Linked DNA regions of Homo sapiens: region 1 is linked to region 2. The links are chromatin contacts, found by Hi-C or POLR2A ChIA-PET in ENCODE. All regions are on one chromosome and are shown on one strand. The core of a region is the stretch at or near the end of the contact, and the rest is flanking DNA. Distances in the headings are between cores, read along the strand shown.

Region 1 (4,883 bases), core at 2,188-4,687, 42 kb before region 2:
TTTGTCTTTTCTGGCTGGGCACAGTGGCTCATGCCTGTAACCCCAACACTATGGGAGGCCGAGGTGGGCAGATCACCTGAAGTCAGGAGTTCAAGACCAGCCTGGTCAACATGGTGAAACTCCATCTCTACTAAAAATACAAATATTAGCCAAGCCTGGTGGCACACACCTGTATTCTCAGCTACTTGGGAGGCTGAGGCAGGAGAATCACTCAAACCTGGAAGGTGGAGGTTACAGTGAGCCAAGATCGCACCACTGTACTCCACCCTGAGCAACAGAGTGAGACTCTGTCTCAAGAAAAAAAAATTTTTGCCTTTTCTCTTTTTTTGAAACAGGTTCTTGCTGTTGCCCAGGCTGGAATGCAATGACATGATCATGGCTCATTGCAGCCTCGATTTCCTGAGCTCAGGTGATCCTCCCTCCTCAGTCTCCCCAGCTGTTGGAACCACTGGCATGCTACTGCACCTGGCTAGTTTTTTTTATTTTTTTGTAAAGACGGGGTCTTGCTATGTTGTCCAGACTGGTCACAAACTCTTGGGCTCGAGCAATCCACCCACCTTGATCTCCCTAAGTGCTGGGATTACAGGTGTGAGCCACCTTACCCAGCCCCATATTTTTATTTTTTTGTGTGTGTATATATGTATCTACTGAGTCATAGTATAAAACATATATTTTACTGTGGATCATTGCCGAAAAGGTTGAAAACATAGTTATTGACTGTCCTCTTATTACATAACTTTTTATGTGGGTTTATTGTCTCTTATAAACCAAGAACAAAACTTTCAGAAGGCAGAGTTTCCTTGTATCCTTGTTTTATCGGTGATTTAAAAAAAAAAAGGCACAAGTGTGTTCTTCCCACCATCAAAACAACAACAGAAAGCTTTGATTCATTCTTAGTAAAAATTAAAAGCAATTCCAGGTCATCTCAGCTTTTTGTTAACATCAAGTACTTTGAATTTTCTGTCAAATAAGGGACAGGGAGGGGCGGATGCAGTGACTCACACCTGTAATCCCAGCACTTTGGGAGGCTGAGGCAGGAGGATCACTTGAGCCCAGGAGTTCAAGACCAGCCTGGCCAACATGGTGAAACCCTGTCTCTACTAAAAATACAAAAATTAGCCGGCAGCAGTGGCACGCACCTGTAATCCCAGCTATTCGGGAGGCTGAGGCAGGAGAATCGTTTGAACCCGGGAGGCGGAGGTTGTGGTGAGCCCAGGTCACGCCACTGCACTCCAGTGTGGGCAACAGAGTGAGACCCTGTCCCTGCCCCCCCCCCCAAAAATATATATATATATATAAATTAAAAATAAAAATAAGGCCAGGCGTAGTGGCTCACGCCTGTAATCCCAGCACTTTGGGAGGCCAAGGCAGGTGGATCACAAGGTCAGGAGATCGAGACCATCCTGGCTAACACGGTGAAACCCCGTCTTTACTAAAAATACAAAAAAATTAGCCAGGCGTGGTGGCGGGCACCTGTAGTCCCAGCTACTCAGGAGGCTGAGGCAGGAGAATGGCGTGAACCCAGGAGGCCTAGCTTGCAGTGAGCCGAGATCGCGCCCCTGGGTGGCAGAGCAAGACTCCGTCTCAAAAAAATAAATAAATAAAATAAAATAAGAAATAAAAATAAAGGGGAAGGTGGGTTGTGATACATTTTCATTCTGATGGCCTCACCAACACGGTGCACAGTGAGACCCAGACAGATGGGATAAGTGCTTTATTTTTGTTTAGAGGCCACAGCTTTTTAAAATATTCTCTAAGAAGAAGCAAGAAAATTCACAATTTAATTTTGAGTTCTTCATAAGCCATTTCATTTTTTAAAGTCCTCATGGAATGGTCATTCAATATTAAATATGAACTTTCTATTTGTAGAAGCATGTGAAAGATTGTTTTGTTCTTTAATCTAGAACAACAATCTGTAAACTGTTTATGTAAAGGACCAGATAAATATTTTAGGCTTTATGGGCTCTCCGTCACAATGACTCAAGTCTGCCAGTGTAAGGCAAAGCAATCATAGACAGAATGCAAATGAATAGGCAGGGCTGTGTTCCATTACACTTTATTTGTGGACACTGAAATTTGAATTTCACATAATTTTCTTTTGTCACAAAATATTCTTTTTTCCCCCACCCCCTTCTCAAAATATTATTCTTTTTGGGGTTGTTTTCAACCATCCAAAAATGTGAAAACCCGGCCAGGTGTGATAGCTGATGCCTATAATCCCAGGATTTGGGGAGGCTGAGGCCGAAGGATCACCTGGGGCCATGAGTTCGAGACCAGCCTGGCCAACATGGTGAAACCCCGTCTCTATTAAAAATACAAAAATTAGCTGGGCTTGGTGGTGCATGCCTGTAGTCCCAGCTACTCGGGAGGCTGAGGCAGGAGAATTGCTTGAACCTGGGAGGCAGAGGTTGCAGTAAGCCAAGATGGTGCCACTGCACTCCAGCCTGGGTAACAGATCGAGACTCCATCCCAAAAAAAAGAAAAGAAAGAAGAAAAATTTGCCTTTTTGAAACCAACCCAAGCAACAAAGTGAGATGTCATCTCTATTAAAAGCAAACAAACAAACAAAAACGGAACTAAAAACCATTTGTGCTCACTGGCCCTGCAAAGAAAAAGTATGTGGTAGGGAAATAAATTTGCTTACCTTTTCACATTTTTATTTTGTTTTCTGAATGGGTAATAATTTCAGCTTGGTTCAGAATTCAAAAAGCACAAAGGAAAATATCTTCCCCACTGAGACACTGAGCCACCCAGTTTCCTATCCCAGAAATAAGTAATGGGTCCACTTTCTTATGGATACTTCCAGACATTGCCTGTGAATATACAAATAATTCTTTATATAAATTTATATATTTTTTTCTGACAAATCCATACTGTTCTGAATCTTGCTTTCTTCACTTAATCTTGGAAGTCACTGTGGAGCAGAACATAGCCACCTCACTAATTTTTCAGCTCATAATATTCCATTGAATAGATCAGGGATCAGCAAACAGGCTCATGGGCCAAATCTGGCCATTGCCTGTTTTTTGTAAATAAAGTTTTATTGGAACACAACCATGCCCATTCACTTATATATGATGTATGATATATGACTACATTTTTTTTTTAAGACGGAGTCTCGCTCTGTCGCCCAGGCTAGAGTGCAATGGTGCGATCTCAGCTCACTGCAACCTCTGCCTCCCAGGTTGAAGCAACTCTTCTGCCTCAGCCTTCCGAGTAGCTGGGATTACAGGTGTCCAGTACCACACCGGCTAATTTTTGTATTTTTGGTAGAGACGAGGTTTCACTATGTTGGCCAGGCTGGTCTCGGACTCCTGACCTCAGGTGATTCACCCGCCTCAGCCTCCCAAAGTGCTGAGATTACAGACGTGATCCACAGTGCCCAGCCTGTATGACTACTTTTGAGCTACAACTGCAGAGTTGAGTCATTGCACCAGAGCCCTCTGGGTCTGCAAACCTAGAGTACTTACTCTCTGGCCCATTATGTAAAAAGTTTGCTGACTCCAAGTATAGATGTTCTTCAGTGTACTCAAACATCGCTTGACAATGAACAGTTAGTGTTCATTCCAAATGTCTGTGGTTACAGAGAGTGCTGTGATACATAACGTGTCCATGTGCAATTGTCCACGTATGCAACTTTCTCCAATGTCAGAAAATCCTAGAAGCAGAATTGCTGGGTCAAAAGATATGTGCATTTGTAATTTTGATAGAAATTGTCAAGTAATTTCTAGAGATTATATCAGTTTACATTCACTCCCACCAGCAGCAAATAAAAGCAATCAATTTCCCAACACATTTTCTAACTTAGTCTGTTATCAGGCTTTTTGATCTTTGTCTAAGTGGCGGGTTAAAAATGGCATGTCAGTATAATTTTAATTTTCATTTATTTTATTGTGAATATATTTGTATCGTAGGGCTGCAATGACAAATTACCAAAAACTTAGTAGCTTTAAACAACCAAAACATGTTCTTTCACAGTTCCAGAGACTAGAAGCTCAAAATCAAGGTGTCAGCGGGGCTGGACTCCCTTCTAAACCTCTAGGGAAGATTCCTTCCTTGCCACCTGTACCTTCTAGAGGTTGCCAGCAATTTTTGTTTTTCCCTGGCTTGTAGATGCATTACTCCATGCTCTGCCTACATCTTCACCTGCCTTCTCCCCTTGTATGTCCATGTCTCTGTGTCCAAATTTTTCTCCTTTTTCCTTTTTTTTAAAAATGTTTTTTATTTTTTTTCTGTTTTGAGACTGAGTCTCACTCTTGTCTCCCAGGCTGGAGTGCAATGGCACAATGTTGGCTCACTGCAACCTCCGCCTCCCGGGTTCAAGCGATTCTCCTACCTCAACCTCCGGAGTAGCTGGGATTACAGGTGCACGCCACCACACCTGGCTAATTTTTGTATTTTTAGCAGAGACAGGGTTTCACCGTGTTGGCCAGGCTGGTTTCGAACTCCTGACCTCAGGTGATCCATCCGCCGCTGCCTCCTGAAGTGCTGGGATTACAGGTGTGAGCCACCGTGCCCAGCCTAAATTTTAAAATACTAGACATCAGTATGACGTACTACTCAGCCTTTGATTTCACTTGCTTATTAAGTATATTTACACTATTTATGACACCAACCTTTTCTCTTTTTCTCTCTTCCTTCCTTTTTTCTTCCTTCTTTCTTTCCTTTTCTCTTTCCTCCCTCCCTCCCTTCTTCCCTTCCTTCCTCACTCTCTCTCCCCCTCACTCCCTCTTCTCTTTCTCTTCTTCCTCTTTTTTTTTTTTTTTTATGCTCCACTTCCTCAACATTCTTCCCTTACCCCAAGTTGCCGTTTCAGATCAGGAAGATTAAGAGGCCATAGATAACCTTTCTTAACTTTTCTGTGAATTATTCTTTTTTGTTTT
Region 2 (5,116 bases), core at 277-2,776:
CCTGTAGTTCCAGCTACTCGAGAGGCTGAGGCAGGAGAATCACTTGAACCTGGCAGGTGGAAGTTGCAGTGAGCTGAAATCATGCCATTGCACTCCAGCCTGGGTGACAACAGCAAAACTCCACCTCAAAAAAAAAAGATACCCTTTTAGAGCCAGGCGTGGTGGCTCACACCTGTAATCCTAACACTTTAGGGAGGCCGAGGCAGGCAGATCACCTAAGGTCAGGAGTTCGAGACCAGCCTGGCCAACATGATGAAACCTTATCTCTACTAAAAATACAAGAATAAGCCAGGTGTGATGGCCGGCGCCTGTCGTGATCTGATTATCTGAAAGCAAAAGGAACAAAACTGGAGTGCAATGAGTGAATGAGCTCACATGTGTCTTGTTTAGCCTTAGAATTCATATTTAGCAAAATAAGTAAGCCTGTGCTCCTCACCTGAACTCCTGGATAACTCACTGTGGATATTTACACATCACTGGGTAGCTGTCTGTCATGTCTCATTTATTCCCACACATGGGCTCATTCATTCATTCAACAAACATTTGCAGACAGCCCCTTCTCTGCTGTGCTGCCCTTTGCTTTCATGCAGTGTATCTTCATACTTTCTCTAATAAGTCTGCCTTTCTTTACCAAAAAAAGAAAAAACAAACATTTGTCCTATGACCTACTGTATGCCTAGCACCAGGATGGGTGGGGTTAGTCTGACTTCTTTTGAGTGACCTAAGCCCAACTCAAATTGGCTTGTGTAAAAAAGAATTTGGCTGGGTATGGTGGCTCACGCCTGTGATCCAGCACTTTGGGAGGCCGAGGCAGGTGGATCACTTGAGGCCAGGAGTGTGAGACCAGCCTGGCCAACGTGGCGAAACCCCGTCTCTACTGAAAATAAAAAAATTATCTGGACATGGTGGTACACACCTGTAATCCCAGCTACTTGGGAGGCTGAGGTAGGAGAATCACTTGAACCTGGGAGGCAGAAGTTGCAGTGAGCTGAGATTGTACCACTGCACTCCAGTGTAAACGACAGAATGAGACTCTGTCTCAATAAATAAATAAGGAATTTATTGGCTTATGTAACTCTATGAAACTTATGTAACTTATAAAAGCTCTAGTGCAAGTCGCCTTCAGGCATGGTTGGTTCTCACAGTATGAGAATTACCCTCACTCTTCATCTCTCAGCTATACTTTCTTCTGTGGAGGCCTGCTTCACCCTCAGGTAGCTTCTACCCTGAGATCATAGCAGTCTTGGCCTCTACCCACTCTAGCTTAACCACCCACAGAGAAAGGGAAAGCCCTTTTCCCAACAGTTCCAGTGAGAGTCCTGACCTGGCTCTAATTTGATTCAGTTTGAGTCACATGCCTTCACTGGATTGATTGGGAGGTGCTAGATGGTTGTTGGCCAGTGTGTCATCACCTGGTCACACCAGTAAGTAAGAGATTCAGTCCCATCTGAATCACGTGGATTGAGAATGACGGAAAAGGTAGTTTCCCAAAAGAATGCTAGGGCACAGTGACCAAAAAAAGAAGAATGGATGCTGGCCATGCAAAAAACAACAGATGTCCAACTATAGACATGACAAAAATGAATAAAATACCTTTTATGGGACTATAGAACCCCCACATGCACCTGGCAGGAGTGTGGGCTGGCAGCTGCTATGTGGGAGAGCAACCTGGCAGTGTTTTGCACCCACATAGCCTATGCCCCGGCATCTCCTTCCTGGGGAGAAGAGGCAGTGATGTGTGTGGAGGCGGCCATATGGGGGCCATTGCTAGGAGAGTACTTTGGTAAAATGTGGTGAATGCACAGAAGATGGGGAAGCCGAAGAAATGGACTAGATATTTACAGAGACCCGTGTTGAGATCTTCAAAACAGAGTGAAAACAAAAACCAAAGAACTCTGTAACAGGAGGCTATTTGTGTAAATGTAAAACGCATGTCATGGTGAGTAATCAAGATAGCGTTGCCCTTGGGGGATGTGACTAAAAGGAAGCACAGAGCTGCCCAATTAAATAATACATTTCCCAGCTTTCTTTGCAACTAGGCGTGGCCACATGACAAGGTTCTGGCCAATGGGATGGGAACAGAAGTAATGCAGGCAACTTCCTGGACCAAGACCATAAATGGAAAAGAGAGTGCCCTCCCTCTCTCTTCCTTTCTTTCCTGCAGGAGCTGGAGTGACTCTCTTGGTCCCTAAGGTGGAAGCCATGTGTTGAGGACACTGAGCAACAAGATAGGAGGAGCCTGGGGCCCAGCCAGAGAACAGGAAGCCACCCAAATAGCTCTCAACCCCTTATAGATGGACTACTAAATGGGAAATAAAGTAGACTGTTCTCTCTTGATCTTTGTACAGAATCTATGTGCTAACTAATATAGTGCTCACTGGGAGGCTGAGACAGGAGGATAGCTTGAGCCCAGCTTGAGCCCAGGAGTTCGACACCAGCCTGGGCAACATAGCAAGACCTCGTCTCTACTTAAAAAAAAAAAAAAATTAGCGGGGCATGGTGGCACGTGCCTATAGTCCCAGCTACTCGGGAGGCTGAGGCAGGAGGATGGCTTGAGCTCAAGAGCCAGAGGTTGTAGTGAGCTAATATCACACCACTGTATTCCAATCTAGGTGACAGAGACCCTGTCTCAACAAAATAAAACAAAAAAACCATAGTGCTCAATAGGTTGATATTATCATGACTTTCTCCTCAGTTGTCATTATGATGATGATTATTTTATTGACCTAAAGCATTATGTACAGTTCAGCAAAGTCTTGTGGTGCCTTAACAAACAATGGAGGCAGTAACCCTTAGAGTTCTTGAGTTGCAGGTGTAGGAAACCACTGCTGACTCAAGTAAAAATATTGGTAGAATATGGTGTAGCTTATTGACTCAAAAGAAAGGCTGGAGGCCTTGTGTGGTGGCTCATCCCTGTAATCCCAGCACTTTGGGAAGCCAAGATGGGCGGATCACCTGAGGTCAGGAGTTTGAGACCAGCCTGGCCAATATGGCGAAACGCTGTCTCTACTAAAAATACAAAAATTAGCTGGGCGTGGTGGTGCACGCCTGTAATCCCAGCTACTAGGGAGGCTGAGGCAGGAGGATTGCTTAAACCTGGGAGGCAGAGGTTGCAATGAGCCGAGATCACACCATTGCATTCCAGCCTGGGCGACAGAGTGAGACTCCGTCTCAAAAAAAAAAAAGGCTGAAACTAGGCTTCTGGAAGGCTAGGATCTGAGGCAAGTCCTGGAATCCAGGTGACAGGAACTCATCAGCATTGGAGTAAAAGAGATATTCAAAACAGAGTGAAGAGTAAGTATAAATAACAGGAGGCTGGCTGGGCGTGGTGGCTCACGCCTGTAATCCCAGCACTTTGGGAGGCCGAGGCGGGTGGATCATGAGGTCTGGAGATCGAGACCATCCTGGCTAACATGGAGAAACCCCATCTCTACTAAAAATGAAAAAAAGAAATTAGCCGGGCGTGGTGGTGGGCGCCTGTAGTCCCATCTACTCGGGAGGCTGAGGCAGGAGAATGGCTTGAACCTGAGAGGCGGAGCTTGCAGTGAGCCAAGATCGCGCCACTGCACTCCAGCCTGGGCAACAGAGCGAGACTCGTCTCAAAAAAAAAACAGGAGGCGGCCGGGCGCGGTGGCTCACGCCTGTAATCCCAGCACTTTGGGAGGCCGAGGCGGGTGGATCATGAGGTCAGGAGATCGAGACCATCCTGGCTAACAAGGTGAAACCCCGTCTCTACTAAAAATACAAAAAATTAGCCGGGCGCGGTGGCGGGTGCCTGTAGTCCCAGCTACTCGGGAGGCTGAGGCAGGAGAATGGCGTGAACCCGGGAAGCGGAGCTTGCAGTGAGCCGAGATTGCGCCACTGCAGTCCGCAGTCCGGCCTGGGCGACAGAGCGAGACTCCGTCTCAAAAAAAAAAAAAAAAAAAAAAAAAAAAACCGGAGGCTATTTGTGTAAATGTAAATCGCATGTCACGGTGAGTAATCAAGATAGTGCTGCCCTTGGGGGATGTGACTAAAAGGAAGCACAGAGCTGCCCAATTAAGTATTACATTTCCCAGCTTTCTTTGCAGCTAGGCGTGGCCACATGACAAGGCCACATGTGGATGTGGGGCAGAGTGGACAGGGAGGTTGTGTTTGCACAAAAGCATCTACCTGTGATGTTTAAGTTGAGATGGATGAAAAGAAACTGGCCATGTGCAGATACTGGAAGAGAGAATCCCACGCAATATGCCATTGGAAAGGAATCTTAGTTTGAGAAATTCAAGAGGTGCCAGTGGTGGGGGTGGTGTGGGCGTGGCAGGGGATAGACTCTTGGAGAACAAAATGATGAAGAAGGCAGAGAATGTATGAGATGAAATCAGAGGCCAGGAAAAGATCATGGAGGAACTTGGAGGCCACTGAAGAGAGTCTGGGGCCAGGCACAGTGACTCATACCTGTAATCCCAACTCTTTGGGAGGCTGAGGCCAGAGGATTGCTTGAGCTCAGGAGTTCAGGACCAGCCTGGGCAACACAGGGAGACCCCCATCTCTACAAACAAATATAAAAATTAAAAAATTGGCCAGGCGCAGTGGCTCACACCTGTAATCCCAGCACTTTGGGAGGCCAAGGCAGATAGATCATGAGGTTGGGAGTTCAAGACCAGCCTGGTCAACATGGTGAAACCCCGTCTCTACTAAAAATACAAAAATTAGCCAGGCATGGTGGCAGACACCTGTAATCCTGACTACTCTGGAGGCTGAGGCAGAGAATTGCTTGAACCCAGGAAGCAGAGGTTGCAGTGAGCTGAGATCATGCCACTGCACTCCAGCTGGGTGACAGAGCGAGACTCCGTCTCAAAAAATAATAATAATAATAATAATTTTTTTTAAATTAAAAAATTAGGCCAGGTGCAGTGGCTCATGCCTGTAATCCCAGCACTTTGGGAGGCCGAGGTGGGTGGATCACCTGGGGTCAGAAGTTCGAGACTAGCCTGGCCAACATGGTGAAACCCTGTCCCTACTAAAAATATAAAAATTAGCCAGACATGGTAGCATGCACCTGTAATCCCAGCTACTTGGGAGGCTGAGGCAGGAGAATTGCTTAAACCCGGGAGGTGGAGGTTGCAGTGAGCTGAGA

What was found. Hi-C counts contacts between places; a loop is a spot of excess contacts on that map. ChIA-PET counts read pairs that join two places held with the same protein, here RNA polymerase II (POLR2A). Pooled maps may share reads with other maps.
Region 1: a loop to region 2 is called in a map of PC-9, with 8 times the contacts of the local background. The contact joins two enhancer-like sites. A Hi-C loop is called at or near these places in 6 of 168 maps with a recorded cell type or tissue (B cell, CD4-positive, alpha-beta T cell, Calu3 and 3 more), 3 of 37 single-sample maps with no recorded cell type and 9 of 50 pooled maps. POLR2A ChIA-PET finds 5 or more read pairs at or near these places in 19 of 52 experiments (A549, A673, AG04450 and 16 more).

The regions. Positions count from the first base shown.
Region 1 is chr20:47,432,890-47,437,772 of GRCh38, reverse strand. No RefSeq gene overlaps it. Among named protein-coding and RNA genes, the nearest start is that of LINC01754, 23 kb to the right of the region's middle. Within about 2 kb of position 3,437, at least 4 of the 41 ENCODE cell types and tissues checked have a DNase peak (open chromatin) inside an H3K27ac peak, as active enhancers do; they include B cell, OCI-LY7 and PC-9, where a contact is called at or near this core.
Region 2 is chr20:47,389,146-47,394,261 of GRCh38, reverse strand. All of the region lies in intron 2 of LINC01754 (long intergenic non-protein coding RNA 1754), which reads left to right. Among named protein-coding and RNA genes, the nearest start is that of LINC01754, 20 kb to the left of the region's middle. RefSeq lists enhancers at 1,445-1,494, 1,755-1,944, 2,115-2,244. Within about 2 kb of position 1,526, at least 9 of the 41 ENCODE cell types and tissues checked have a DNase peak (open chromatin) inside an H3K27ac peak, as active enhancers do; they include B cell, OCI-LY7 and PC-9, where a contact is called at or near this core.